Linked DNA regions of Mus musculus: region 1 is linked to region 2. A link is a loop called in an ENCODE intact Hi-C map of the cell type or tissue named here. Cell type or tissue: heart. All regions are shown on one strand. Each heading gives the region's core, and the rest is flanking DNA. Links, peaks and the distances in the headings are about the cores only.

Region 1 (16,208 bases), core at 5,446-13,445, 560 kb before region 2:
ATCAGCTAAATCCATTTGTTTCATAACTTCTATTAGTTTCACTGTGTCTCTGTCTAGTTTCTTTTTTCCAAGATCTGTCCATTGATGAGAGTGGAGTATTGAAGTCTCCCACTATTATTGTGTGTGGTGCAATGTGTGTTTTGAGCTTTACTAAAAATCTCTTTATGAATGTGGATGCCCTTGCATTTGGAGCATAGATGTTCAGAATTGAGAGTTCATCTTAGTAAATTTTACCTCTAAAGTGCATGAAATGTCCCTCTTATCTTTTTTGATAACTTTAGGATGAAAGTCGATTTTATTCGATATTAGTATGGCTACTCCAGCTTGTTTCTTGGGACCATTTGCTTGGAAAATATTTTTCCAGCCTTTTACTCTGATGTAGTGTCAGTCTTTTTCACTGAGGTGAGTTTCCTGTATGCAGCAAAATGTTTGGTCCTATTTATGTAACCAGTCTGTTAGTTTGTGTCTTTTTATTGGGGAATTGAGTCCATTGATATTAAGAGGTATTAATGAAAAGTCGTTGTTGCTTCCTATTACTTTTGTTGTTAGAGTTAGAATTTTGTTCATGTAGTTATCTTCTTTTCTTAGGTTTGTTGAAAGACTACTTTCTTGCTTTTTCTAGAGCATAGTTTCCCTCCTTGTGTTGGAGTTTTCCTTTTGTTATCCTTTGAAAGGCTGGATTTGTGGAAAGATATTGTGTAAATTTGGTCTTGTCATGTTATACCTTGGTTTCTCCATCTAGGTTAATTTAGAGTTTTGCTGGGTATAGTAGTCTGGACTGGCATTTGTGCTCTATTAGGGTCTGTATGACATCTGCCCAGGATCTTCTGGCTTTCATAGTCTCTGGGGAGAAGTCAGGTGTAATTCTGATAGGGGCTGCCTTTATATGTTACTTGATCTTTTTCCCTTACTTCTTTTAATATTCTTTCTTTGTTTTTCTATTTGGTGTTTTGATTATTTTGTGACGGGAGGAATTTCTTTTCTGGTCCAAACTATTTGGAGTTAGGTAGGCTTCTTGTATGTTCATGGGCATCTCTTTCTTTAGGTTGGGGAAGGTTTCATCTATAATTTTGTTGAAGATATTTACTGGCCCTTTACGTTGGAAATCTTCCTTCTCATCTATACTTATTATCCTTAGGTTTGGTCTTCTCATTGTTTCCTGGATGTTTTGGGTTATTTTCTTTTTGCATTTTGCATTTTCTTTGATTGTTATGTCAATGTTTTCTAAGGAATTTTCTGCACTTGAGATTCTCTCTTCTATCTCTTGTGTTTTGTTTTTGATCCTTGCATCTATGGCTCCTGACTTCTTTCCTAGGTTTTCTATTTCCAGAGTTTTCTCCCTTTGTGATTTCTTTATTGTTTCTACTTCCATTTTTAGATCCTGGATGGTTTTGTTCAATTCTCTCACCTGTTTGGATGTGTTCTCCTGTATTTCTTTAAGGGGGTTATTTATGCCCTTCTTATAGTCCTCCATCATCATCATGAAATGGTGTATCCAGGACTTGCTATGGTGGGAGAGTTTGGTTCTGATGATGCCAGGTTACCTTGGTTTCTGTTGCTTCTGTTCTTATGATTACTCCCACCATCTGATTATCTCAAGTGCTCCCTGACCTCAATATATCTGATTGGTGCCTGTCCTTTCTGTAAACTCAGTTGAGTCAGAACTTCTCAGAGTCCAACTTTCTTTGTGATCCTGTGATTCTGGAATCCTGTGATGCTGAGATTCTGTGTGTGTCAGAGTTCTTGGCAGTTAAACTTCCTCTGAGACCCTGAGATCCTGGTGTGACCAAGCTTCTGGGACCCTAGGATCCTGGGATCCTAAGATCCTGAGCTTGTTATAGCACCTGGAAGTGATACCTCCTCTGGGGACTGTAGTGCTCTCTGCTGAGTTCTAAACTGAGGTAGAACTGCACTGACTAGAAGGAACCTGACCCACTGATCAGGCGGGGTTCCTGTGTCTTTGCTCCAGCTGTCCCTAGGCACCCTTGGTTCTGTTGGAACAGATGTTGTGTTCCACTCACCAGTGATACTATGGACATGCTAGGGCACTTGTGTGGTGGAGAGTCCTCTGGAGACTGGGACTGTCCACCAATTTCGGTCCTAAGGTCCCATTCAATTTTCAAATTACTCTAGCTACAACTTAAATGCATATTGAATAGATATGGAGGGAGTGGAGAACCTTGCCTCATTCCTGCTTTTACTGAAATTTCTTTGAGTTTCTCTCCATTTAATTTGATGTTGGCTATGGGCTTGATGTAAATCACCTGTATTATATTTAGCTTTATCCAGTGTATCTCTATTCTTTCCAAGACCTTCATCATTAAGATGTGTTGAATTTTGTCAAAGGACTTTTTGGTGTCTAATGAGATGATTATGTAGTTTTATTTTAAGTACTATGCCTATACATTACACTTCTTGACTTTTTTTAATATATGGAACCGTCCCTTCATGTCTGGGAGGAACCCTACTTGGTCATGTTGTATAACATTTTTGATGTGTTCTTAGATTGGCTTTGAACAAACTTTATTGATTATTTTTGCATCTATTCTGATATGGGTTATTTGTAATTGTCTTTCTTCATTGAATCTTTGTGTAGTTAGGGTATCAGGATTACCATGGCCTCATAAAAATAATTTTGGAAAATTTCCTCTATTTCTATTGTTGTGGAATAATTAAGGATTATTGGCCTTAACTGTACTCTGAAAGTCTATTTTCATTCCGGAGTGAGTTGTTTAGATTCCCTGTGATTTTATGATCTTAGCTGTTTCTATCATTTTGAAACTCTGTTGTATTCCATGGTGGTCTGAAAGGATGCAATTCATTATTTCAATTTTCTTATGTCTGATTAGAGTGGCTTTGTTACCAAGTATGTAGTCAATTTGGAAGAAAGTTCCATTAGAATTGAGAAGAAGGTATATTCTTTTGTTTTTGAGTGAAAGGTTCTGCGGATATCTGTTAGGTCCATTTGGTTTATAATGTTTGTCAGTGATATACATTGTGATGGTTTGTATATTCTTGCACCAGGGAGTGGCACCATTTGGAGGTGTGGCCTTGTTGAAATAGGTGTGACCTGGTTGGAGTAGGTGTGTCACTGTGGGTGTGGGCTTAATACTCTCACTCTAGTTGCCTGGAAGTCAGTCTTCCACTAGCAGCCTTTGGATGAAGACATAGAACTCTCAACTCTGCCTGTGCCATGCCTGCCTGGATACTGCCATGCTTACACCTTGATGATAATGGACTGAACCTCTGAACCTGTAAGGCAGCCCCAATTAAATGTTGTTTTTTATAAGACTTGCCTTGATCATAGTGTCTGTTCACAGCAGTAAAACCCTAACTAAGACGTGTGTGTGTGTGTGTGTGTGTGTGTGTGCATTAGCTTTTTTTCTGGATAATCTGTCCATTGGTGATACTGAACTCGCTAACAAGTAATATGTTAAGGCCAATGTGGGATTAAGCTTGGTAATGTTTCTCTTACAGACATGGGTCCTTGAATTTGTGTTGCAGATGATAAGAATTGAAACATCATCTTTGTGTATTTTTCCTTTGATGAGTTTGAAGTATTCTTCCATGTTTGGTTTGTTTTTTTATTAATTTGGGTTAGAATGCTATTTTGTTACAAGTTAGAATAGCTACACCAGCTTCAATCTGAGGCCCACTTGCCTGGGAAATTTCTTTTATACACCTTTATTCTGAGGTGATAGCTATCTATGATGTTGAGGTATTTCCTGTAGGTAGCAGGATGGTCTTTTTTCTTTGCATCCATTTAGTTAGTCTATGTCTTTTTATTGAAAATTTAGTCTATGCCTATTGATTGAGGAATTTATTGTAATCCTAAGGCGTTTTACTATTATGTGACAAGGAGACAGTGGTATTAACTTACTTACTCCATGGGAAGTGGTTCTATTTGGATGTATGGCCTAATTTGTGGTCTAGTCTTGCTAGAGGAATCATGACATGGTGGAGGTGGGGCTTTGGTGTCTCATACATACAGTCAGATCTGATCACTGTGTTCTAGAGCTCTTTTTTGCTGCCTCTGGAAGACATTCACTATCTGCTTCCTGCAGATAAAGATGTAGAACTCTTGGATCTGCAAGTGCCATGTCTGCCTACACATTATCATGCTTCCTGCCATGATAATAATGGACTGATTTTCTGAGATTATAAGCCAGCCCCAATTAAATGTTTTCTAAGACTTGCCTTGGTCAGGTTGTCCCTCCACACAAATGAAACTCTAAGACAGAACTTGGTACGAGCGACTTGGTTCTTTTCTGTGATAGGCCTCACCATGTTTTGGTTTGGAGGAATATGAATTTGGGGACTGTGGATTTGGAAAGCAGTGGAGTGCTTTAGGATGGGCTTACTGGGCAATGCTAGTAAGAATATGGAAGACTTTGGCGCTGATGGTGACTTGAACTGTGGGTGCCTAGCTCAAGAGGTTTCAAAGGCAAAGAATATTAGTGTGTGGCCTCGATAGTTCTCTCTGTCTCTCTTTCTCTGTCTCTGTCTCTTTCTCTGTCTCTGTCTCCTTCTTTGTGTGTGTCTATGTGTGTGTGTGTGTGTGTGTCTGTATCTGTGTGTGTGTGTATCTGTGTGTGTCTGTGTGATATGTGGTGACAAATGTGGATGCTTTGTGTCCTTTTCTGAATACTCTGCTACTAGTCCCCTGACAGGTATATCTCCCCTTCTCCAGCATCTGAAAACTCACTGATTGCAACTTGCAATTAACCAGAGGGTTTACCACACTGAGAGTGTGCTGGTAAATATTTGCTGACTTGACAGAAGCTATGATAATCTGGGTAGAGGGAACCTTAATTAAAATGATCTTTATAAGATAAGCCTTTAGATAAGTCTATGAAGTATTACAAAGATTGATGATTATTTGCGAAGTCTTTACATCACTGGAAAAGTGAACCTTGCTTGTTTAGCAAGGAAACTGAGATAGCCCTTGGTGAGCTGGAGGAGAGGGTAGAGCCTGAAAGCACATGTAGATGAGTTTAAAAACAGAAAAAAGTAACCACCACAGAGGTGTGAGGATAGACAAAAGACACATTTCAGTAAAGTAAGGAAAAAACTTCCCAATATACACCAGTAGAAATTAATTTTATGGAGAGGAATGAAGGAAGTATGTGGATGTATTATGAAGTCATGCGGTGATGTTCAGTGATCAACTACTATGAAGTCACCATTTGTTATATAATCTGCTGGCCAAGGTCAGTATGTCTTCCAAGAAGGTATGAAACTATCCGCACATTTTATGTACCTCCCTGTGAGGTATCCAGTAATGACGGGACCTGTAATGTATCTGGGGAATTTGTACAGGATCAGGATGGTAGACATTAGGAGTATTAAGAACTGCTATAGCAAGAGGTGTATTTCAATAGATTTTTGCTTATCACTGATGAAAGGATCTATCTTTCAAAATGAAAACTGGCAGTTGTTTAACCATATATGAATGTATATATATATATACATATATATGAATATTCCTTTTAAATATCATTATTTTTTCTAAACGTGAAACCTTGGTTTTACTTCTTGTTATTGTTCTTGTTCCAGACAGGGTTTCTCTGTATAGCACTGACATACCTGAAATTCACTCTATAAACTGGCTCTCCAGTAACTAAGAGATACAACTCTCTGACCCCTAACTAACAGAATTGAGTGTATGTAGCACCATGAGCAGCATAATTTTTTAATTATATATTTTATTTTACTTGTGTATCTGTCTCTGTCTGTCTGTCTCTCTGTGGGCCTATCTATTCTATAATAGATTCCTGATGATGTTTGAGCCTGATAATGTCAAAATAGGGTATTTGATCCTCTAGAACTGCTATTATATGTTCTTGAGAGCCACCATATGCATATTAGAAAACAAACTCATCTTCTATAAAACATTAATTACTTTTGGGGGAGGTTCGAGACAGGGTTTCTCTGTGTAGCCTTGGTTGTCCTGGAACTCACTTTGTAGACCAGGCTGGCCTCGAACTCAGAGATCTGCCTGCCTCTGCCTCCCAAGTGCTGGGACTAAAGGCGTGTGCCACCACGCCCGGCCATTAATTACTTTTAACTACTGAACAATCTCTTTAGCCTGTAAGCACAGATATTCAAGTGATTTCGCTAAACATGACACATACTAGGGATTGTTCCCAAGAGAGAAAATTAAATGATCAAGATGTAAAAAAATTATAGTAGGCAATATATTTAAAATGGTGAACATGGCCTAAACAAACATATTAGTCCTGAGACTCTAGCTCCAGTAGACATTTCCATAACTATGCCTGGGTCCCTAATAGTGTGCTGAATGAGCCTCCTCTTTGATCAAATCTTCAGGTTGTGACTATACCACGGTAGCTACTCCCCCTATTGAATTACACAGGCAAAATGCAAAGAAATGGAGACAGTAGAAGAGTCGTGACTCTATGCTGTATCCTCAAGGATGAGCGCATCTCCTATGAATGACTACTCTCTTAGGTAGGTTTGCATGTAGCAGATACAAATATACATGTACACACATACACACAAGTAGCACAATGTACTTAAGGTTATGACTGACTAGCTTACAGATAAATTCAACTCAGCCTAGGGTTATAGCATTTGGCTTTGGCAATTACTGGAACACAACCACTAATCTACTCTTGTAACTGCCGTCATGGCTACCTTCCCAGTGCTCTACCCCAGATATTTGCTGTTTCTCCTGGCCACAGGCTCATGGTCCATCTGTCCCAGGGCATCTTCATCCTCTTTCCCCATTTCTCCTTGTCCTGGTCTCTCTTTCTTCTCTCTCTTCTCCACCCCCTACCAGGTAACTCAATACCCGCCCTCCACAAATCCCTCCAGTAATTGGCTGTAGCCAATTTGATTTATCCCATAGTTTTAAATCAAGGATGAAGGTTTGTGCCACAGAACCATGTAAATATGAGAAGTCAGCTGTAGTACTAGATCTTGGATACAGAATTTAGCATTACAATACATAGCAACAGACCAGATCTCAACACATAACATATATTGGAAAACTAGCTATGCTCAGAAATACTAACTTTTGTGGTTTCTGTCAATGCCCTTCACTGCAGCATTCAGGAGGAGGACAGACCAGTCATGACACTTGCCAATCAAGTACAGGTACATGTATTGTTCCTTGACTCTAATTTTTCTAATTTGAGGAAGCCGTTCTGCATTCCTGGATAAACATACTCACTGGAAAAGAAGAATTAAATATGGACTCGGCACAGTATCTTCTTTGAAACAGCTTCTTTTTGAATCATTAGGATTCAGGGAAGTAGGAAGTCTTTTCTGTAACAGGGTTTGTAACTTTGACTCAACCATGAACTGCACAAGAATAAACCTTCCCAAGAAGAGACATGAATTCTCAATACTCTATGTTTCCAGTGTAACTCCTTTAATACAGTGATCTCATTAGACAGTATTATGAATATTTCTGATATCTTTGTATTCAAGAAGAAAATATCTCAGTGTTCTGTTTAGGAGAAGTGAGGGAAATTCAAGACAGATAACACTAATGTTCAAATATTGTCAAATATGACCGATGACAGGATCAGTGCAGAGACAGAAAAATCAATAAGGAACATCAAACCTAAGGCAGGGGGAAATCCTATAGTGCACAGTGGATTAAGAGTTAGTACACACGCCGGGCGTGGTGGCGCACACCTTTAATCCCAGCTCTCCGGAGGCAGAGGCAGGCAGATTTCTGATTTCGAGGCCAGCCTGGTCTACAGAGTGAGTTCCAGGACAGCCAGAGAAACCCTATACAGAGAAACCCTGCCTCGAAAAAAAAGAGTTAGTACACACATCATTGTGATCCCAGTAACTCTGTCCCGCCCCTTGGGAGACATACAGAAGAGAAAAACCAGTGGAGTGCTCAGAAAACATCTGCTGGTGACTAGCTTTGATTTCTAATTCTTCTATCTTAAGCGACTAGGATGGTTTCAATAGAATCGTAAAGAGATAATGCTCACTCCTACATTAACTTCCTGCTTCCACATTCTTAAATAAAGCAGATCATGAAAGCATGAATTTTCCATTTGTTAATAAGATTCTATAGTAGGTCGGAGTTTTTAAATCAAAATGTTTTATCAGAGATAACATGGAAACCTGATAGGCGGGATTAATGTGAAAGGTTCAGCTCACAGGCAAACATTTCGTGCCGTGACCAAGGACTGTAAAAGAGCCCAAATTCCCTGTGCATGTCCATGTGCACCTGCTCTCAGTGGACTGTAATCCAGGCAGTGTACAAAACCTCTTCAGTGGGTTCCCGGAAGTCCTTCCAATTGATTTGTGGGAAATGTAGTCCCGGCCCCTGTGACGGCATCAGAAAGTGCTGTCAGCATCAAATTTCCATATTCTTTCGTCAAAGGTCGCTTCTCAAATTTGTGCAGTTGTCCTGTTGAGCGCTGCATTTGGATTTCTGACATGGAGGTTGGTGCAGGGAACAGCACCATCTTGCAGATATGAGGGACTGTGCAGGGTGGCGGGTAGGGCACGGAGAGTGCCGGCTTGGGCTTGTTGTGAGACAGGAAGCTGCTGACCTGGAGATGCTGTGCTGACCTAGGCTGGGTCACTGTCCCTGGGCACAGGTTTGATGAGGAGAACGTTAGAAACTACAGGATGGCAAGGGCAGGCAGGGTCTGCACACTGCCTGTGCCTGCGATGCTGACCAGAGCTCAAGCATGTTTAAAGGGAAACGTGCTCGGCCTAGTTGACCCATTCTCACTGGCTGTAGTCAGATTCTCTGGACATACAGAACACGGGGACATCTACCGCCCCCTATACGTCATGTCCTGGAGACTACTCCTTGTTTGAGTTCACACAGCTTTCTAAAGTTCCTAGTGTCCAGGGACAGAGAGTCCTGTGACGGTGATTGTTGTGTGGGGTGTTAATTACTTTTCCTTTGGAATGAATTGTTAGATTTATGGATGCCTTGGTTAGAGTGGGAATTTCTAATAGACATCTCAGTGACATGATTCCTCACAATACATGGCTGTATAGCCACAGAATAATCTTGTAATTGGTAACATCCCGTGTTTGCACAATCTATGTAATTATGGATTTTACACAGATTAAAAATGACTAGACAGTAATACCTCAACGGTTCTGAGTATGTTTGTGTTCTGAGTATGTGTTCTGTCCAGTATTTGGACTTCTTTTCAGATGTGAGAGATAGATGACTTGGTGTGATGAGAGAAAGATCGCTGGGAGGAGCTGGAAAGTCTGAAAGGGAAGGAGGAAATATCTCTGCTCATCTGCCAGGCTCTGTACATTGTTCTCTTTAATCTGGCAGGATCTGGATATTGTCTCATCATGTGATTTTCTTATGTATGTTCCTATTATTGGCAGTGTTCGAACTCTCTTAAATTTTCCCTGTCCCTCAATGTGACTTTCAGGTTTACTGATGCACCCTTAATAGTTTTAGGAAGAAGTCTTCAAATTTTTCAACTGTATTAGAAAGGCTGCAAGATAAATTTCAAAACCTGTGGCATACTTGGGAACTTATGATTTGCATATAGTAGGTTCCTGTTCATGCAAAATGCATAGTTGTCCTTTTGAAGAGTTAAGAGAATAGTTTAGTCCAGAGCCATTTTTGTAGCCATGATCTGAGAACACAGGTTTAATTAATCCAAATTCCATGCTCCAACATGAAATCTATTTCATGGTTTTACAGAACAAAGAATGTCATTAACCTAAGAAAGCTTAAAATACATTGGTGTAAGTCTGATAGAGGTATGTATATGTACCTTGAGATATGGGAGATATTCTATTCACCTAAGATACCATCTGCTGAGATTTTAGCTTTTGGGTTGATAGAATCTCATGTTCTGCCTAGTCAGTGGATTCTGAGAGGTTTTTATCTATTAACAAGCTGTGTGGTCCACTACATAGTGAGGCAAGGACTGTCCCTGAAGGGAAAATCAGCCCAAGACAGCTAACCCTGAACCTGCAGAATTCCAGGCTCTGCCCCTCAGTGAACTTCCACGTGGGCCATCAGTCTCTGCACACACAGACTCCTTACAAGAGTTTTGCATTCACAACATACACACAGGTTTTCTTTGTGTGTTTGTTTTTTCAGGGTTTCTTCTCCACATCCCCTCCTCCATCTCAGGCGATCTTGCTTATACTGTCCTCAGTCAAACCAAGCTTTAGTGAGCTGGAGATAAACAAGATAAACAAGATTGAGGGACACTGGATCCAGCTAACCAACAGAAACAGGACCCAAATGATTAGATTCAGAAATGAACAGGGAGATTTTACAACAGATACCAAAAACTTCAGACTATCATAAAGGGATATTTTGAAAATCTGTCCAGTGTAATTGGAAAATCTAAAAGACATCACTCATATCTACTTGTTGTAGACAACTTTGTACTGGCTAGTTTTGTCTCAACTTGACACAGGCTGGAGTTATCACAGAGAAAGGAGCTTCAGTTGGGGAAATGCCTCCACGAGATCCAGCTGTAAGGCATTTTCTCAATTAGTGATCGTGGGCAGGGGGGGGGTCCCTTTGTGGGTGGTGCCATCTCTACATCAAGCTGGTAGTCTTGGTTCTATAAGAGAGCAGGCTGAGCAAGCCAGGGGAAGAAAACCAGTAAAGTAGCATCCCTCCATGGCCTCTGCATCAGCTCCTGCTTTCTGACCTGCTTGAGTTCCAGTCCTGACATCCTTTGGTGATCAACAGCACTGTGGAAGTGTAAGCTGAATAAACCCTTTCCTCCCCAACTGCTTCTTGGTCATGATGTTTGTGCAGGAATAGAAACCCTGACTAAGTTGGATTCATTTCTTGATTCATTCTTCTGGCCTGTATCTCGTGAAAGGAGAACTCTGGGTGGGCATCACTTATTTTGGTATGTGAGTGTTCATTGTCAGTATGTCCCACATTTTCAGTGTTGTTCGTGTTCTCAGTGGCCCTTTGTGGTTTTGTAATTGTGGCTTCTGATTCTTTTTCATGGTTTCTTGGCTATGCTCATCTCTCTTGTCAGCCTAAAATGGTGGTTTCTGTATTTTCTTTATGTTTGATTTGTAAGATACAACTTTGTAATGCTCTTTATTATGTTTTTCTGTCTTTTTCAGTCGCTGCAGATAGTTGTGCAGTGTGCAGTGTCTTAAGTTGGATATCATTGTCTTTTAGGAGTTGGAATGATTACTCCAGGCTCTTCTGACTTTCAAAGTTACATAGAGGAATTGCCTGATATCCTAATAAATGTATTCTTTCACTTGCAGATTTCAGTATGACAGGAGGAATTTATTTTCTGATCTTGTCCAATTAAATATTATGTGTGCTTTTTATATTATTATGGGTGTACCTTTCCTTACTTTAGGGATTTCTTTTACAGCCTTCTTGAGATCATATCTGTATAGTGGTAATTTAGTTAACCTGCTCTGGATTTGACAATAACAGACACACACACACAGGCACACGTGCATGTTCAGGATCGTTAATTTTGATATTCCTTGGCTAGCTCAATGGTTGAGTACTTCTAATCTTCCCTGCGCCTAGCATATATTTCCCTCTGGAGTTTCTGGTTTAACACCTTGTAATTCTATGTTTTATCTTTGCTGTTCTATTACCTTCTGGCAGCTGGCCCCATAGGGCTGCTTGCTCCTTCCACCTACATTTTGGGTGGTTTTTCTTCCATAGCTCCTGAATCTGAGCCCTCTGCCTCTGAGTCATGAAGAATCTGCTCTCTCTCTCTCTCTCTCTCTCTCTCTCTCTCTCTCTCTCTCTCTCTCTCTCTCTCTCTCTCCCCTCTCTCTCTCTCTCTCTCTCCCTCTCATCTGTCCCAAGCCCAGGAATCCTAAAAGTTCCACCTCTCGCTGCCCTGCCAGCTATTTGCTGCTGCCATCTTAATTTATCAATTAGAACCAACGGGAGGGCAAGGTCATTATTGTCTCCGGAGCCTACAGTTGTGTAAGCTGTTTTGGGAGCCAAAATTAACACTAGAATACAAGCAGCATGAGGCCAAATCCACTTCTTCTATGAAACTTCCTGGTCTTTTCACCTTGTCTAACATTTCCTGCATGTTTCCTTCCCACAGATTTTTTTGTTCATTTATTTCATATGCTCTGCTTATTTTATCTAGAACATCCATTTTATTTGTAAATACTTACACGCTATCTTCTGCCAATTTATTCTATTTTTCTATTTTAATTCTATTTATTCTATTTTAAGTTTTTCTGTTAAGTTTTCTGTTAGGATTACTGGGATAGATTTTGGATCATTGCTAGCAGAATCCTCTTCAGTGTTTCTCTTTATTGAATTCCAGTTTCAAATCCTGCATTGTGTTGTCATTTCCATCCTTCTAAAGCTTTTGGCTTCTTGAGCATCACAGAAGCATTTATTCTCCTGAAGGTCGCTGTCTGCTATGGCACTGAGATGCTTCTTTGTGCCGTTTTGAAATGTTTGTAGTCTTTGATGAAGGTTATGACTACTCCTAAAGTCTGTGTCCTAGTGCTCATCTAAGCCATGTGTAATGGCAAGTATTTCTATCAAGTATGGTGGTGGGATTAAATGCCAGCATGATCTTTTATATTGGTTATTTTTATATGAGATCTGGCCTTATGGTTTTCAGGAGAAAATGCAGGCATAACCTAGCAGTTACTGTACCTGCAGAAAACTTAAATGTTGTTTGTTTGTTTGTTTTGTGTGTTTGACAATATAGCAGCTTCCTTTATCCTATTATATTCCTTAAACCCAAATTCATTAGTTTTCTTAATATTCTCCTCTTCTATGATTTTAAGGTCATCTTAAAGTGGTTGAATGTGAACTCCATTCATTTGAATGAACCTTAATTAAATCATAAAAGTAAAATAATCAGGGAATTGTGGTACATGTAGTTAATTTTGGACACTATTCAGTGCCCTACAAGGATGCAATATGGTTATTTTTGACAATATAGATGATGTTAGATTTGGGAGCTCAGTCCAAAGAGAAGAAAATTAGGAAAGCGGCTGAGAATAAGAGATAGGGCTGTTTGTTAGTACACATAGAGAGGGGCACCAACTCACTTGGAAGTATGAGATGGGGGATTGAGTGAGGGGAGAAACCTGGCTTGGACCTTTTAGAGCAACAGGTGAGGGGCTTGGGAATGAGGAAGTTGATGCAGCTCTAGGAGCCCCCTGCAGGTCTGCAGTCTCCCCTTCCTGGTGTTGTCTGCTTAGGCAAAATAGATTGTCTTGAGAGATAAGAGGTCCCCAAAAATCTATTCCTGGATTGTAGCAGACAAGTAACGTTTAGGCAGGTCAGCTGTATTCACATAGGAATCCTGTGTTTAAAAGCAAGAAATCTAACCAACTCAGTCAGATGTTGAATCTAAAGTTGTAAATCATGTGAGAGATACAATTTTTATTCCAGTAATCTCATGACTAGGAAACCTTGAGGAATATAGATCAATAGTTATTCGTCTTAATTTAGATAAGATGATGGAATGCTAGAGTCCTGATGTTGTCCTGAATCCAAGGGATTTAAGATCTCAAATGGCAAAGTGTGGAATGGATGGACCAGGGACTGAAAATAAAGAAAAGGCTTAAAGAAGACAAAAGCAGTAGCTGGGAACAGGATATTTTGTATAAACAGTTGACACAAAGTCAATTTAAAAGCACAGCATGCAATATTGTACTGGTAGATTAAAAAAAAAAAAGTCCAAGTTCACCAGAGACCTAAATCATACGATGTGGGCAATGAGAGCACTGGGTACCTCAGAAACAGCAGCCTTAGGGCAGATATCCCCAGTCGCAAGAGAAGTGTGGGATCCCCTTTAACTGCCTCAATGACTCCTTCATGGCACTGTATCCTCTGTCAGATTTTCCTGGAGAAGTCCATGGCTGGATGAAGACAGCGCACTAAAGTTCCCTTTGTCCTTTCATGGGGCCTCTGAAAGTGTTGATTTGGTATAAGTTCCCACTTGACTGAACTTACTGGTTAATTTTCTCATTATACTGTGTTTAGTGTAATTTGTTTCCATTTATCTATGAATTCATTTATTGTTCTACCCATTGGGTGCTCAAACTCCTGACCCTTTGTGCATTGTATATGTTCTGTCTGTACATGTTCAAGAAGCCAGCCCTTTGCAAGTACATCGTAGAATATATGTGTATCTCCATTGTATTTGACATTTGTGATTGTGCATATTTGGGTTGAGAAGTACTTGCACCATCACCATGGCTCTCTACTGTGAAGCATATACATGGTGTGTGCTGTATTACAATACAATTATAGGACACTAAAGCTCCATTTTTTCCAAGATCTAACTATTTGTTTATTTTTAAAATTTTTTCATAGTGACATTAAAAAAACTGTGCATTTTATTAAAATCTGGGAATGAAACAGTGCCACAGTGTGGTTTCTGCACAGAGTTTTGTAAAACTCTACAGAGTAGATGTTATTGGGGATATGAAGTAATTCATTGGGAAACATAAGGGCAGAAAAGAAAATGCAAGTTGTCCATATTGGTCATCTCTGAACTGGGAAGAGATGTGTGAAAGATGTTTCTGACATACCAGGAGAAATAAAGCCTTTAGGGCTTCTATATACTCTACATACAGGAACTAATAAGAAAATATAGATGGAGTTGGTAAGTCAGTTGTTGGGCAAAGGCATTTGTAAATCTCTATAAATTTCCTAAGCCATCAGAGAAAATTGAATCCTGTTTGGAAGGAAGAGAAAGGACCTGCTTTATTTTAGAATTTCCTTGGCATCTAGCATAGTGCCTGGCTATTAGTTGTTCAGTAAATGTCTTATACAAAGCAAAAAGGGCTCATTTTTGTTTTCTAGACATGCCATACCAAAACAACAGGCCATCTGGCTTAAAATAATCAAAAGACGCTATCTCCCAGTTTTTCAGGCTAGAAGTTTATGCGCCAGCTGCTGTCAGGACCAGACTTGCATTGAAGCCCTCAGATGAGAACTTTACCTTCATTGTTGTCCATTTTTGGCTTCTGGTAGCCCCAGGTGTTTTTTGACTACTGATATCGTTACTCCAATCTCTGCTTGCATCATCAAATGACCATCTGCCTTCTGGGTCTCCCCATCTGCACAGCATTTCTCCTCTTAGGAGCTCTGTCTTATCATATTTCAGAGGTTCGGGTCCATTATCATCAAGGTGGGAGCATGGCAGTATCCAGGCAGGCATGGCACAAGCAGAGCTGAGAGTTCTACATCTTCATCCAAAGGCTGCTAGTGGAAGACTGACTTCTATTTGTTTATTTTTATTGTGCTAGCTAAAGTATTGTGCACTCAAAACAAATTATGCTCTTGTGAATGTAGAAACTGTTACTTTAGGAAATACTCTGTAAGATCAGGCTTTGTTCCAGCCTGTAGAGCAATTTCCTAGTGACTGATGGAGCATGACACATACTGATATGCAAGATGGAACTCTGAGCTGCTAGCCCTTTATTCTATAAAGAAGCAGACTCAGCAAGCCATTTATAGGAAGCCTATGAGCTGAACCACTCCGTTATCTCTAATCATCTCCTGCCTCCAGGTCCCTGTCCTGCTTAAATCCCTGCCCTGACCTCCTTCAATAATGAACTGTGCTCTGGAAGTGTAAGCCTAATAAACCCTCTCCTTGACAATCTGATTTTTGCTTATGGAGTTTCATGGCAGGAATAGAAGCTCTACCTAAGTCATTTATGCATTGGTATTTTCTTACCTTTCATGTCTAAGAGATTACCTGATCCTCTCTACCTGGAGTTATAGACAGTTGGGAGCAGCCATGTGGCATCTAGGAATCAAACCCCATGTCCTTTGTAAGAATAGCCAGTGCTCTTGACTACTGGGCCATCTGTCTCACCCCCACACACTGGTTTTAGTTTCCCTTGTCCTCCATTTTATGGTTCTTACATGCATTACACCATAGGAGTTTTTGGGATCTTCTGTGATCCACTTCCCTTAGAGATGCGCCTTGTGTTGCAAACATTACCATGTCAAGAGTATTTTTGGAGTCTTCCTTACTATATCAGAACTGCTTCCAGCTCTCCTCTCACTTAGGGTCACCGTTCAATTTACATGCAGAAGTACATGATGCCTCTTTGTATTTGTTATTATTTTTTTTTAAAGATTTATTTATTTATTATATGTAAGTACACTGTAGCTGTCTTCAGACACTCCAGAAGAGGGCATCAGATTTCGTTATGGATGGTTGTGAGCCACCATGTGGTTGCTGGGATTTGAACTCCAGACCTTCGGAAGAGCAGGCGGCGCT
Region 2 (16,208 bases), core at 3,831-11,830:
TAGGGGTCTGAAAGTAACCTTGAACCTTCAACCCCAGCTCCCTACCAGCCTGCAGTCTCTCTTGGTAAACCCAATAGTGGTCACCCTGATACCTAAACCACACAAAGACTCAAGAAAGAAAGAGTATTTCAACCACTTTTCCTCATGAATATTTTTTTTTCTTTTTTTGGTTTTTCGAGACAGGGTTTCTCTGTGTAGCCCTGGCTGTCCTGGCACTCACTTTGTAGACCAGGCTGGCCTCGAACCTAGAAATCCGCCTGCCTCTGCCTCCTGAGTGCTGGGATTAAAGGTGTGCGCCACCACGCCCAGCTCCTTATGAATATTGATGCAAAAATACTCAATAAAATGATCACAAACCAAATCCAAGAATACACCAAAAACATAATCCACCATGAAGTAGTCTTCATCCCAGGAATACAGGGGTGGTTCAATATATGACAATCTGTCAATTTACTCCATTATATAAACAAAATGAGACAACCAAAAGTTATATGACAATCTCCAATGCTGAGAAACCCTTTGAGAAAATTCAAAACCCCTTCATGTTAAAAGTCTTGGAGAGATCAGGGATATGAGGTGCATACCTAAACATAATAAAAGTAATATACAGCAAGCCAATCTTAAGTTAACATCAACTTAAATGGAGAGAAACTTAAAGCAATTACACTAAAATCAGGGACAAGACAAGGCTGTCCACTCTCTCCATGTCTCTATAACATATTACTTGATATATACTTGAATATATAGCCAGAGCAATAAGAAAAGGAAAAGAGATCAAGGGGATACAATCTGGAAAAGAAAAATGCAAAGTATAGCTATTTACAGATAATATGATAGTATATCAGTGACACCCCCAACAAACAAACAAACAAACAAACAAACAAAAAACTCTACCAGAGAACTTGTAGAGCTGATAAATCCCTTCAGCAAAGTGGCTGGATAAAAAAAATCAACTAAAAAAAAAAATTGCTGGGCATGGTTGTGCATGCCTTTAATCCCAGTACTTGGGATGCAGACACAGGCAAATTTCTGAGTTCCAGGACAGCCAGGGGAACACAGAGAAACCCTGCCTTGAGAAATTAAAAAAAAAAAATCAGTAACCTTTTTTTATACAAACCATAAAGAGGCTAAAAAAGAAATCAGGGAAATAATACCCTTCACAATATCTGCAAATAATATAAAATGTCTTGGTGTAACTCTAACAAATCAAGTGAAAGAGCTGTATGACAAGACCTTCATGTCTCTGAAGAATGAATGTGAAGGATATACCGTAAGATAGAAAGATTTCTCATGCACATGGGTAAGTAGTATTAACACAGTGAAAATGGCCATCTCATCAAAGGCAATCTATAGATTCAATGCACTTCTCATCAAAATTCCCATACAATTCTTTACAGACTTTGAAAGAACAATTCTCAACTTCATATTAAAAAAGAACAAAAAAACAACTCCCCCCCCCCCAGAATAGAAAAAACAGTCCTATACAACAAAAGAACTCCCACAGGTATCATAATCCCTGATTTCAAGCAGAACTACAGAGAAAGAGTAATGAAAGAAACCTGTATGGTATTGGTATAGAAACACACAGATTGACCAAGGGAATTGATCAGAAGACTCTGAAATAACCAATACACCTCTGGACACGTAAATTATGACAAAGAAGCCAAAATCATACATTGGAAGAGAGAAAGCATCTTCAAAAAATGGTGGCAATCTAACTGGATATCTGCATGTAGAAGAACACAAATAGATTCATATTCATCACTCTGCACAAAACTCAAGTCCTAGTGGATCAAAAAACCTCAACATAAAACCAGATACACAGGTTGGAGAGATGGCTCAGCAGTTAAGTGCTCTGACTGCTCTTCCAGACGTTCTGACTTCAAATCCCAGCAACCACATAGTGGCTCACAACGATCTGTAATGGGATCTGATGCACTTTTCTAATGTGTGTCTGAAGAGAGCTGCAGTGCACTCATATAAATACAAAATAAAACTGTAAAAAACCAAACCAACAAATACTCTAAGTCTAATAGAAGAGGAAGTGGGGAGTAGCCTTGAATGCATTGGTATAGGAACAACTTACTGAACAGAACACTAATAACTAAGGCACTAAAATAAACAATTAATGAGTGGGATCTCATGCAACTGGAAACCTTCTGTAAAGCAAAGGACACTGTCATATTGACAGCCTCCAGAATGGGAAGATTTTCAGCAACCCAAAATCTCACAGTGGGCTGATATGCAATTATATTAAAAAACTCAAGAAGTTGGACAGCAGCAAACCCAATAACCCAGTTAAAAAATGGGTACAGAGCTAAGCAGAGAATTCTCAACAGAGGGAAACACTTTAACAAGTTTCTTTGGTCATCAGGGAAATGCAAATCAAAGTGACTCTGAGATTCTACCTTACACCCACAGCACATGCAGGCAAGGATATAGGTAGGGCAATGGAAACACTCCTTGCTTGCTGGTGGGAATGCTAAGTTATATAATCACTATGGAAATCAATGTGGAGGTTTCTCAGAATAATGGGGATAGCTCTTCCTCAAGTCTCAGAGAGATCACTCTTGGGCATATACCCAAAAGATGTCCTACCATACCACAAGGACACTTGCTCAACTATATTTGTAGCAGCTTTATTCATATCAGCCAGAAACTGGAAACAACACAGATATCCCTAAGGGACAATGGATAAAGAAATTGTTATTCATTTACACAGCAGACTATTACTCAGCTATTAAAAACAAGGATATCATGAAGATTACAGGCAAATTGATGGAACTAGAAAACGTAGACTTTTTTCAAAACTTACTTTAAGTAGAGTTCTCAAATGTTTCAACCTTCTTTCTAGCCCACATACCAGTGGTTGGGGACAAAAAAGATAAATAGAAAACAGGGGTTATGGCCCTATTTAGAAGTAGTTCCTTGGGGTAGTTCCAATATTTGTTGTCAGGATATCAGCAATTGTACTCGAGATAGTTATGTGTCAACTTAACACAGCTGGAGTCATCACAGAAAAAGGAGCTTCAATTGAGGAAATGCCTCCATGAGATCCAACTGTAAGGCATTTTCTCAATTAGTGATCAAGCCCCTTATGGGGGACCATCTCTAGGCTGGTAATCTTGGTTCTATAAGAGAGCAGGCTGAGCAAGCCAGGGGAAGCAAGCCAGTAAGGAACAACCCTCTATGGCCTCTGCATCAGCTCCTGCTTCCTGACCTGCTTGAGTTCCAGTCCTGACGTCCTTGGTGATGAACAGCAGTATGGAAGTGTAAGCCGAATAAACCCCTTCCTCCCCAAATTGCTTCTTGGTCATGATGTTTTGTACAGGAATAGAAACCCTGACAAAGTCAAATTGGTACCAGCATAGTGGGGTATTCCTGTGACAACCTAACCGTGTTTTGGGAACAACTGTGGAAGGACTTTGGAAATTTGGGCTTGAAGATCCATTCATTGTTAAGAGCTGTCAGATGTTGTGTAGGAGCTTGGAAGATAATGTTGAGAACTGTGCAGAAGATGGAGGCCTGGCTTGTGAAATTTCAGAGGGAAAATTAAAGACCCTGTTCAGGGCCATTGCTATTTTGATTGTGGATATTCTGTACTTCTGGTTAGTTGGGGTTGAAGAATCAGCTGTGATTAACAAGATACCAGAACTACCAAAGCAAAAACTTTGCATTACTGGGACTACTGATGCTGGTTAGCTGGAGCTAAGAAATTAGTGGTGATTAAGAAGAGACCAGCATCATTGAGGAAACATCATCTGGGAAGTGTTTTCTCAAAGCACAAAGAGGCTGTGTTCCAGAGATAGCCAAGGTTGTACTCCTGCTGCAGCAGGACTTGGTAACGTGTAAGGGTCACCCATGTGGTACTGGTTTTAAAGGCATGAAGGGGTCACGCAGAGCAGCTGAGGCTCGGCACTGTGAGAGGCCATGGAAGTCCATTGGTGAAGGTGCAGCCACAGTTGCAATTGTCGGCCCACCATTGAAGAGGTCATGCAGTGTTTTGGAGATGCCAGTACCATGAGATGACCACCAAGAACAGCAGCAGTGGAGTACAGGCATCTGGAGCCTAGAGGACAACGCGTGTGCTACAACGGGCATAGCTGGAGAAGTGACCCAAACCCTTGGAGGATCCCAGAAGATCGTGAGTTGGATCCCAGACATTGGATGGTTGGAGATTGATTTTTGCTTTTGATTGTGACTGTGCCCTGTTATTTTCAGTCTTGAAGGAAGAAACTATTTTAGTGGAGCCCACAGTTAAGAGAATTTTAATTGTAAAAAGACTTTGGCTTATAAAAGATATTGGACATTTTAAAGCGATTGACTTTTAATGTTTTAAACTTGGGGATGAATAAGAAACTAAGGGTTGAGGTTTACTAGTGATGTGTTTGTGTGTCAAGTTGACAAGGGGTCAATTGTACTGGCTAGTTTTGTGTCAACTTGACACAGCTGGAGTTATCACAGAAAAAGGAGCTTCAGTTGAGGAAATGCCTCCATGAGATCCAACTGTAAGGCATTTTCTCAATTAGTGATCAAGGGGGAAAGGCCCCTTGTGGGTGGGACCATCTCTGGGCTGGTAATCTTGGTTTTATAAGAGAGCAGGCTGAGCAAGCCAGGGGAAGTAAGCCAGTAAGGAACATCCTCCCATGGTCTCTGCATCAGCTCCTGCTCCCTGACCTGCTTAAGTTTCAGTCCTGACTTCCTTGGTGATGAACAGCACTATGGAAGTGTAAGCCAAATAAACCTCTTCCTCCCCAACTTGCTTCTTGGTCATGATGTTTGTGCAGGAATACAAACCCCGACTAAGACAGCAGTCCAGTCCAATTACAAAACATCAAGCATGAATCAGGACACATAGCAAGATCCAACAGAAAGCACAAGGAACCACTGAATTCATATGAATCAGTAGAAGCAGCCAAAATCCCACAGAAGTTCTTTGGTGCATTTCTCTCTATGTAGTGAAGACCAGCAGAGCTTTGCAGGTCCTATCAATGCAGAAGCATCCTCTCATTGTCTGTGGGGTGCTATTTATCTTCTTTCTAAATATCACCCACGTTCTCAAGCATCTGCTCTCAGCAAAACATCACATGCCCTCTGACGAGACAGCTTCCAGCAAAACATTACGTGACACAACTGAATTTAAAGAAACTAGAAACTTGCACTTCATCTTCCTGAGTGACTTAGCCCAGAACCAAAAGGATATGCATAATATATACTCACTTATAAGTGGATATTAGCTACGAAGATATCCATGATACAATCAACAGACCCAGACACACTAAATAAAAAGGAGGGCCCAATGGAGGATGCTTGATTCTCACTCTTCCTGAGTGTACAATCATGAAACTGATTCCATGTTAGAGTATGGAATTTGGTTTAAACTAAATCTATGTCCTCAGATCATGGCTACTCAAATTGCTCTGTACTAAACTATTCTCTTAACCTTTCAAGAGGAGAACTGTGCATTTTTGAATGATCATAAACATACTATGTGTAAACCATAAGACCGAAAGTATTTTTCTTTCTTTCTTTCTTTCTTTCTTTCTTTCTTTCTTTCTTTCTTTCTTTCTTTCTTTTCTTTCTTTGAGCATTCTTTTGCTGACACACCAGAAGAGAACATCAGATCCAATTATAGATAGTCGGGAGCCACCAAGTGGTTGCTGGGAATTAAACTCAGGACCTTTGGAAGAACAGCCAGATATCTTAACCACTGAGCCATCTCTCCAGTTCTATCTTACAGCTTTTCAAATACAGTTGAAAAACTTGGGAGAATTTTTTCTAAAACTATTAAGAAGGGTGTGTCAGTAAACATGAATGTCACATTAAGGGATAAAGGAAAATTTAAGAGAGTTCAGACAATGCTGATAACATGAACACAAAGAAGAAAAGCAAGTGAAGAGACAACAATGTACAGACTCTGGCAGATTAGAGAGCAATGTACAGATCCTTGCAGATTAGAGTGCAATGTACAGAGCCTGGAAGATGAGCAGAGCCATTTCCCCCTTCCCTTTCAGACTTTCTAGCCCCCCCTGCCATTTCTCATCACACCAAGTCAAGTCTCTCACATCTGAAAAGGAGTCAAAATTTTGGACACAACACATACTCAGAATTGTTGAGGTATTATTGTCTAGTGATTTTTAATCTTTAGTGTAAAATCCTATTTATTTGGATTGTGCAAACACTGGTTCATACCAACTACAAGATTATTTTGTGGTTTTATATCCATGTATTGTCGCATTCAGGTCACAAAGGTGTCTATTAGAAAATCTTATTTGAATCAGGGCATCCGTGAGTCTAACAATTCGTTCCAAAGGAACAGGAACTAACATCCCACACAACAGTTTGCCCTCCCTCACAGGATTCTTGCTCCTTGGACACTAGGAACTTTAGGAAGCTGTTTGAGCACAAACCAGGAGTGGTGTCCAAGACATAACGTATAGAGGGTGCTACATGTCAAGTGCTCTGTATGTCCTGAGAATCTGACTACAGTCACGTGAGAACGGGCCAGCTAGGTAATGATGAGTGCGCTCTTGTCAGCATCTCAGGAACAGGCAGGCAGCTGACCCAGCCTGCCCTTGCCATCCTGTTGTTTTCAGTCTTTTCCCCTTCAAACCCGTGCCCAGGCGCAGCGGCCCAGCCTAGGTCAGCACAGCATCTCCAGGTCAGCAGCTTCTTGCCTCTCAATAAGCCCGAGCCAGCTCCCTCCGTGCCCTACCTGCCACCCTGCACAGCCCCTCAGACCTGAAAGATGGCGCTGCTCCCTGCACCAACCTCCATGTCAGAAATCCAGATGTAGTGCTGAGGACAACTGCATACATTTGAGGAGTGAAGTTTGAAGAAAGACTAAGGAAGCTCGATTCCGAGGGCCCTTTCTGATGACCTCACAAGGGACGGGACTACACTTCCCACAAGTCAGTTGGAAGGACTTACAGGGACCCACAGAAGAGGTCTTGTGCATTGCCTGCCTTGCAGCCCAGCTCTGGGCAGCTGAAGTTAGAAAAAAACAGGCTGCAGCATGTGGGCAGCCACAGGGAAATTGGGCTTTAAAAAAAGTCTTTGGTCACAGCACGCGATGTTAGCCTGTGAGCTGAGTTTCACAGTAATGTTTATCGCATTTCCTTGTTATCTCTTCTAAAACATTGTGAGTTTAAAGCTCGGATCTTTTTTGTTGTTATTGTTGTTTTTGGTTTTTTAAAAAGCACATCTCTACTTATTAGCATCTTACTACGGAGTGGAAAATTAATGCTTTCATGGTTTACTTAAAATATGAAAAAGGAAGATAATGTAAGAGTGGGCATTATCTCTTTAAGATGTTATCGAAACCATCCCAGGTACTTAAGACAGAATTAGAAATCAAAGTGAGTCACCACCAAGTATTTTCTGAGCACTTGCTTTCCTCCTCTGAATCTCTCCCAAGAGGAGGGGCACAGCTCCTAGGATCACAATGGTGTGTGTACTGGCTCTTCAATTTCCCTCTGTGTTTGGTTTGATGTTCTTTATTGATTTTCCTGTCTCCACTGATCCTGTCATCATTCACATTTGATAATACTTGAACATTACTGGTAGCTGCCTTGTACTTCCCTCACTTCTCCTAAGCAGAACACTGAGATCGTTCCTCCTGGAATATAAAGGTATCAGAAATATGTTCATATCACTGTAAAACGAGGTCGATGTATTAAAGAAGTTAGACTGGAAACTTGGAGTATTGAGAATTCCCATCTTTTCGTGGGAAGGTTTATTCCTGTGTAGTTCATGCTTGAGTTAAAGCTACAAATGGCATTACAGAAAAGATTTCATACTTCCCTGAGGCACAATAATTCAAAAGCAAGCTGTTTCAGAGCAGAGACTGTGCGAAATCCCTAAGTAATAAAAGGATTGTCTCTGAATCCTTTGGGTGAGAGCAAGGATTTAAGGTAAACTTCCTTTAAGAAGCATTAGTTAATAAAATACTTTCCACTTAGGAAACAATATACACTGAAAGATTAAAACTCTTGGCTTCAAGTATAGAAGCAGAAACAATAAAAATTTTTCTTACATAAGGTAAAGTTACATTAGCCATACCTAGAGGCAAAATTTTCTAGTGATTACAGTTCACCTGAAGCAAAACTCTTTGAATTTAAGCATTATTTTAAACATCTGAATAGATCTGCAACACTGTTAAAAAGAAATTTTCTTGGACACAGGGAAAAACTTTCTCAGGCACTGTTTGCAAAACACAAGAAGGCCACAAGCCGCTCTGGGGCTGCCCAGAGCCCTGCATTGACTCAAAGGTAAAATACTTTTTTTAATCTGAGCATCTTGGCCCTCCTGTAATAAGGACCAATTCTAGAGGAACAATGTAACCGTCTACGCCTCTAAAGTTTGATACTCTTTCTTAAGATGACTTACAGTTAAAATGTTCTTCACAACTTTAGTGTTGTGAAAAAATTGCCCGTACTGCAGTTTCCTGCCAGGCAGCAACTATAGCCAAAGTGATTGTCTAATCTATTCACAAAGACAAACATAACTAGATAACTCTGTCACAGTTTTGTATGAAGTGAGCTGTATTAGTGCTTTCAAAAGATGATTACTCTTGTAATAATCTTAATTAACAATATATGGGTGAGTAGAAAATCTTAAATTTGCAATGAAACTGCAGGCTGAAGTCAGTGGAACTCTGGCAGTTTTAACCATAATTTTTAAGTTTCTTGTGCAAGGTTAGGATAATACCTACAACCTTGGGAAAGCAAAACCCAAGTTTAAAACAATTTATCATCTTTAAAATCAATATTAGAAGCATTACTATCCCATTACGAAGTTTGGATGCCAATTAATACTTATGAATACCTATTAAAGCAAGCTTTACTGCTTTAATAAAGAGGCATTGTTTTAGATCTTATCTTAAATTTTACTATTTAGGATAGGAACCACATTAATTATTATCTAAACTAGAAATATCTTTAGAAACCCAGCCTCTTGGCCTGCTTTATGCCACGTGTCGGAAGGACTCTAAACTTGAGTTATCAAATTTAACACTAACCATCTATAGCAATGTAACAATTATTAATCTTAACCAACAACTTATGAGCTGGATGTGAAAACATGCAGAGCACATTATCAATAAAAAAGAACCAAATGAAGCAGTTACATTTAGACCAATCAGAGAATATTAATTTTTCTAGCTACAATCATAGAATAAAAGGCACTTTACCATTCTCAAACACATTAGTCAGAAACCATTTATCAGCTTTTTTACTCCGAAACTAAGAGGCTGTGCACTCGCCCTTATTTCCTAAAACGAACAGTTTTTCCAGCAGGGGCCCTCCTGCCACGTGTCTGATTCCTGGCTGAAACACGTGGCAGCTCTCGGCTTTGCAGATAAAGTTTTTTATACCATCTTTATTATCCAACATAAAACATAGAACATTCATTCATACAGACTGGACACGAACATACATGAATTGAACACGAGAACAGATTGGTGCACCAGACATTAGACAAGACACAAAAGGGAACAGAGTACTCCTGCTATAAGGCCCAGAGAGAAATTTCTCTCTGCTTTTTGGAACATTTTCCTCCCTCATGATGCAGTTTTTATTAACTGCGGCAATCCGCCTGATTATTAATTTCCTTTTAATAAACCCTTTCTTTTCTCACGCCTAATGTAGCTTCGGAGAGCCACGGCCTACCGCCTGTTACCCAGCTCCTCTTAAGCTTCACTGCTGAACCTAAGTGAACCAGCGCTCGGGTTTAACGCTGTCTCAGCTTAGCCCATACCTTCTCCGGTATGAATTTCCTTTATCCTTTAATTATTTCATGGAGCTCCGAACCAGCAGTGTCTCTTCCAAAAATCCTTTGCCGTTTCTCAGTCCCGCGTTGGTTCGCCAAATGTTGTGTCCAGCCAGCAGACCACAACCTGGGTTCTAGCCTGGAAAGGCATTTTGGAAACCTGGAAGAGAAGAGGGGCTAGGTGGCGAGATAAAGAAATGCAGCTAAGACAGTTATTCTGATCAAAGCTCAATTTTACTGTTCCGCATGCAATTATAAAGCAGGGGAAGGGGGCCGATTCCTGCCAATTAATCTTGGGGTCCAATAGCAGGGTGACCACGTGCACGGCTCAGAACAGCAAAGCCGCAGGTCCAGCAGTGGGCGTGGCAGAACGAATGAGCAGGAAGCTCCACCCCTGAGCAAGCAGGTTTCAGGCTGGGGGAGGGGAGACTACACCTATCCAATTCTTCTTCTCTAGGGAGTGTGTTTGCCTAGGGATCAGAACAGATTCCTCAACTTAGAAAAACTAGAGTCAACAAGCAGTACATTCACCTGGACATTTGATTGGCATGTCTGTTTAGAGTGACATCATGAGTGGTATGTCCTCCCCCTGAAGACTGCAGTGAAGGGTCTTGTCAGCAACCACAAGGATTTAACAAAGCTGAGCATAGTTAGTTTTCCAATATGTGTATGTGTTGAGGTTTGGTATGTTACTATGTATTGTAATACTAAATTCTATATTCGAAGTTCTAAGCTTACCATGGACCTCTTACATTTAAAAGGTTCTGTTATGCAAACCTTGTTCCTTGATTGAAAACTCTTAGTTAAATCAAATTCGGTACAGTCTATTACTGGAGGGATTAGAGGTAGGTGGCTTCTGAGTTACCTGGTACGGGGTGGAGAAGAGAGAGAAGGAAAAAGGCCAGGAAAAGAAGGAAGAATGGGGGAAGAGGACGAGCTGCCATGGGGGCAAGGGGGTGGTGCATGGCCGGGAGAAACATCAAGTATCTGAAGTACACCACTGGGAAGGTAGCCAAGAAAGCAGTTAGAGGAAGAGTAAATTAGGGGTTGAACCCCAGTACTTGTCAAAGCCAGATGAAATAACCTCGAGTCTGAACCTCGTTTACTTGTAAGCTAGTCAGGGATAAGCCCTTATGAAAGAAAATATTTAATTGGAACTGGCTTACATTTTCAGAGAGTCAGTTCAATATCGTCATGGTAGAAAGCATGGTAAGGTTTAGGCAGAAATGTGAGGTCTACATTTTTATCTGCAGGCAGCAGAAGGGGGTCTGTCTTCTGCATACAGCAAGGAAGAGGCTCTGGGTCACACTGGCCAGACTCGACTTTATATATGAGATATCAAAGCCCCACCTCCTGTCATGCTTCCTGTAGTAAGACTATACCACAAACGAGGCCATACCTCCTAACAGTACCACTTCCTATGGACCAAGCATGTTCAAACTAGCACTGTCTCCTTGTCATACAATAATAAAACCACTAAAGATTAGACTCACTTCCTCAGGAAATAGACAAGACTACGTTTTCAATAAAAAGACGTAGAATGAATGAAAGGATGCAAGACAAAAAGACCATCCTGCAACCTATAAGAAACACACTTAAACTTCAGCTATCACCTCAGAGAAATGTTTTATAAAAATATTTTCCAAGCAAATGGACCTCAGATGCAAGCTGTTGTAGCTATTCTCACATGTCCAAAATAGAATTCAAACCAAAATTAATCAAACACAAACTAATCAAACAGAGAGGAACAGTTTAAATTCATCAAAGGAAAGATCCACAAAGATGATGTTTCAATTCTTAACATCCACATCACAAATGCAAGAACACTCACGTCTGTAAGAGAAACATTACCTGCATAATACCACATTGGCCCTAACCTCATTGGAGAGTTCAATACCCGATTCTCACCAATTGTCAGGTTATCCAGCCCAAAGCTAAACCCAAAAACACCATCACTGACGATCATTAAAACACATCGACCTGGAGGGTATCTACAGAACCTCTTGCCCAAAACCGAAAGAATACACCTTCTTTTCAGCTCCCATGGAACTTCCTCTCAAATTGAGTACATACTTGGTCACAAAGCAACTCTTTCCAGGCACAAAGAAATTGAAATAACCCACTAATTCTGTTCATATCACCATGGATTAGACCTGAATTTCAAGAACAAAAGAAACCCTTTTCTTCATCTCCTTCTTATTTTGTTTGTTTGTTTGTTTGTTTTATGAGACAGGGTTTCTCTGTGTAGCCCTTGCTGTCCTGGAATTCTGTAGACAAGGCTGACCTCGAACTAAGAGGTTCACCTACCTCTGCCTCCCAGTGCTGGGATCAAAGGTGTGTGCCACAACGCCCGGCTCAAAAGAAACTCTTAAGAATAAAGGGAAGCTAAACAACTCTCTCCTGAATGAAAATAGACTATCAAAGAACAGCTAAGGCCAATAATCCTTAATTATTCCACAACAATAGAAATAGAGATAACTTTTCCAAACTCATTTTAAGAAGCTACAGCAGCCCTGATACCCAAACCACACAGAGAGTCAATGAAGAAATGGAATTGCAAATTACCAATATAAACATAGATTTAAAAAAATGCTCAATATAGTTCTTTCAAATCCAATCTAGGAACACATCAAAGATGTTATACAAGATGACCAAGTAGGATTCCTCCCAGACATGAAGGGAAGGTTCCATATTTAAAAAAAAAAAATCAGTTAGTGTAATGTACCATATAAACAAACTTGAAACCACATAATCATCTCATTTCACACCAAAAAAAAAAAAACCTTTGACAAGATTCAACACAACTTAAGGATAAAAGTCTTAGAAAGAGAAGACATACAATGGACATAGCTAAATATAATACAGGTGATTTACATCAAGCCTTTAGTCAATGTCTTAGTCAGGGTTTATATTCTTGCACAAAATATCATGACCAAGAAGCAAGTTGGGGAGGAAAGGGATTATTCAGCTTACACTTCCACATTGCTGTTCATCACCAAAGGAAGTCAGGACAGGAACTCACACAGGGCAGAAACCTGGAGGCAGGAGCTGATGCAGAGCTCAGTTTGATGGAAGGTGCTGCTTTGCCTTGCTCAGCTTGCTTTCTTATAGAACCCACAAATACCAGCCCAGCGATGGCACCACCCACAATGGGCCCTCCTACCCTTGATCACTAATTCAGAAAATGCCTTACAGATAGATCTCATAGAGCCTTTCCTCAAGGGAGCCTCCTTTTTCTGTAATAACTCCAGCTTATGTCATGTTGACACACAAAACCAGCCAGTACAGTCAACATCAAACTGAATGTAGACAATCTCAAAGCAATTTCCGTAAAGTCAGGAATAAGGCAAGGTTCTTCACTCCCTCCATATGTATTCAATACATATTTGAAGTTGTAGCTAGAGTAATTATAACACTGAACAGAACAAGGGGATCCAGATAAAAAAAGGCAGAAGTCAAAGTATCATTTGCAGAGGGATATAAACTACAAATGGATTGAGAAAACATAATCAGGGGAACAACACCTTTTACACTAGCCACAAATAATATAAAATATCATGTGTAAATTCTTCCAGGAAAATTTAAGACTTGTTTGACAAAAATGCCATATCTTTGAAAAAAATAGGTTGAAGAATATACCAGAAAGTGGTATTGTCATACTCTCTAGGTCCCTCAAACTTTGGAATAATGACACAGAAACTTGCTAATATTATTTTATCTTAGGCCTTAGCTGGCTACCTCACAGTGAGCACATCAAAATTAACCTGAGTATTCTAGGCCACATCTGCCACATGACCTCTTACTTTTCACTCAGTCCTGGCACCTGTTCCTTTCACCTCAATATGGTGCTGGAGAATCAACCTGGAAACTGATTCCTCTCACAGAGCCTCTCTCTGCCCCCAAAGTGACATCATTCCTCTCCAGCCTCAGCTATTGGCCACCATTTCTTTATTGAGACAATCCCAAGGCAAGAGAGATAGGTTTGCAAAACACTGATGCAGGTAATGAGCCATTAAAATAACAACACCAAAGTCCATACATCACCCAGTTCTATGCTGGTAGAGAAATCAATTCATGAATAATACAAAGAAAACCTTTATATAGTGTACAAAATTCTATCCCAATATCTCTCCCATTTAGTCCAATGGATGGCTTTTTCTCTGACATCAATAAATTATATATAAGAAGATAAATTTTACATACTATTAGGTGTTGTGTCTGGCCAGCAGACTACAACCTGGGTTCTAGCCTGGAAAGGCATTTTGGAAACCTGGAAGAGAAGAGGGGCTAGGTGGCGAGAGAAAAGAATGTAGCCAAGACAGTTACTCTGATCAAGGCTCAAATTTTATTGTTGCAACACTAGTTATGAAGGAAATGGGAGGGGACCCGATTCCCGCCGAATAATCTCTGGTCCAGTAGAAAGGTGCACGTGTGTGGCTCCGCAGGTTCCAGCAGTGGGCGTGGCAGAACGAATGAGCAGGAAGCTCCACCCCGAGCAAGCAGGTTTCAGGCTAGGGGAGGGGAGACTACAATTAGGTAAGAATTACATTCACAATATCTAGTCCATTTGTGTTTCGCAACCTTGAAGAAAGTACTCCACCACTTGACGAGTCAAAGTTCTATACCTGAATTACTTTCCACCATAACTCGAATTGCCAACCTAAAATATATCCTTTTAAATCTTAAAGCACTTTCTTCAATGCTAAATAATTTAGTTATAGTTGATATTATAACTATCTAGAGTTCATCCTAATCAGAGATCTGACACTGATAAATAGCAGCTGAGAAAACAGGAAGTACAGAACAAGGAACATCCAATAATATAGAAATGGCAGAGACTAGCCGGGCAGTGGTGGCGCACACCTTTAATCCCTGCACTCAGGAGGCAGAGGCAGGCAGATTTCTGAGTTCGAGGTCAGCCTGGTCTACAAAGTGAGTTCCAGGACAGCCAGGGCTACACAGAGAAACCCTGTCTCGAAAAAGACAAACAAACAAACAATCAAACAAACAAAAAGGCAGAGGCTGCTAGCTGCCTGGACAGTCACCTAACATTTGTCTGCAACATTAGGGCATCCATCTTCATCCCAGAAGCCTGGAGTACCTAACAGGATTCTTGAAAAGCAGGGATATAGAAGAATATTCATACTTTGTTACTGCAAAATCAACTTTCCAATGTTCTATTTGGCCAAACATTGGACGACATGCTGTGAGTCATCTATGCAATCAGAGTTTTTTGACCAGTGATTTAGCTTTGCCATATTTAAAGAAGACTGTAGATGGAGGTTCTGAGTAGGCAGACATTGCTTGTTTGCTGCTATTTATTTGTTTACATTTGAAAATGGCTACAGGTGGGTAAACAAAGCTTATTTTTGTAATTAACTAAACAAGTACCTAACACAATTACAGGTTTGATTGAATGACTACTAACTTGCATTTCATAATTATCCTAAACAGTTTGAAAGAGTAACTTTCAAGGCCTGGAACTTTAGATTACATTTTTAAGTGAACAGCTTATGTCTGATACATAAAACATGGTTGAAATATAAAATAATGTATTGTAATATAAATAACTTTAAATTTGTTTGAATATATTAATCTATACCAATGTAATTTATTTGGCCTGTTGATGCTCTTTAGTGTAAACAAATTAAACTATCTACCCTTTCATCCTATTATTTATGTATCCCCTTTTCATTTTCATTCCCCCTCCACCATTTTGGCCCTAGCACAAGATAGAAGAGAAAGAAGAACAGAAGAAAGAAAAAGAAAGAGATCCCTGAATCTAATCGCTTTTTCTTTGCTTCCTCTCTGACTAAAACCATTAACATCTATTGACCAATCCCCCTTAAAGGATGATAAACTTCCATTACCCATGGAACAACCAAAAATCACCCACCCAGACTCTTGGAAATGAGGCTGTTTTCTCTTGAAATTGATGTACATATTTTAATTTTTCCAAACACATCCATCTGCCTAATTTCATTTCTTTGGTTACCTCTAGGGGTTTTCTGTGGCTGGAAATAGAGCTTGATTACAAAACAAACACACAAACAAACAAACTAAAACACATATTAATTTTTTTTTACATTTTTCAGGTTAACTTTTATAAAAATTTGAAGTTTCTAATACATTTGCCATTAATCATTGGTCTATCTTCTCATTTCTTAATGTCAATAGTCCTGGCAAACCTGCATGAGATTAAATATGATTTACCTATATTGGAAGACCTCTGTTTCAGGTGATTAGTGTACTGCCTTGTTTTGTGTCAACTTGACACAAGCTGGAGTTATCACAAAGAAAGGAGCTTTAGTTGAGGAAATGCCTCCATGAGATCCAGATGTGGGGCATTTTCTCAATTAGTGACCAACAGGGGAAGGCCCAAGACTACCCTGGGCTGGTAGTCTTGGGTTCTATAAGAAAGAAAGCTGAGCAAGCCAGTG

The links. A loop is a pair of places that touch in the nucleus more often than their neighbours do. Peaks named below come from ENCODE experiments on the same cell type or tissue, not always from the same donor. Only the 100,000 strongest peaks of a DNase experiment are listed, where the experiment ranks them.
Region 1: it touches region 2 in a loop (3-fold over the local background); 2 of 42 quality-filtered maps call a loop at or near these places.

Annotation. Positions count from the first base shown.
Region 1 is chr13:67,119,882-67,136,089 of GRCm38, forward strand. It overlaps Zfp759 (zinc finger protein 759), which reads left to right and starts at 8,347. Exons shown (of 4, transcript NM_172392.3): 1 at 8,347-8,433. The coding sequence starts at 8,428. In heart, for the core only: a CTCF peak has its summit at 8,776; a DNase peak (open chromatin) is centred at 8,400; H3K4me3 peaks cover 1,041 bases; H3K27ac peaks cover 928 bases.
Region 2 is chr13:67,676,662-67,692,869 of GRCm38, forward strand. It overlaps Zfp738 (zinc finger protein 738), which reads right to left and starts at 6,851. Exons shown (of 4, transcript NM_001001187.3): 1 at 6,742-6,851. The coding sequence starts at 6,777. In heart, for the core only: no CTCF peak of the experiment used is centred there; a DNase peak (open chromatin) is centred at 6,900; H3K4me3 peaks cover 1,112 bases; H3K27ac peaks cover 967 bases.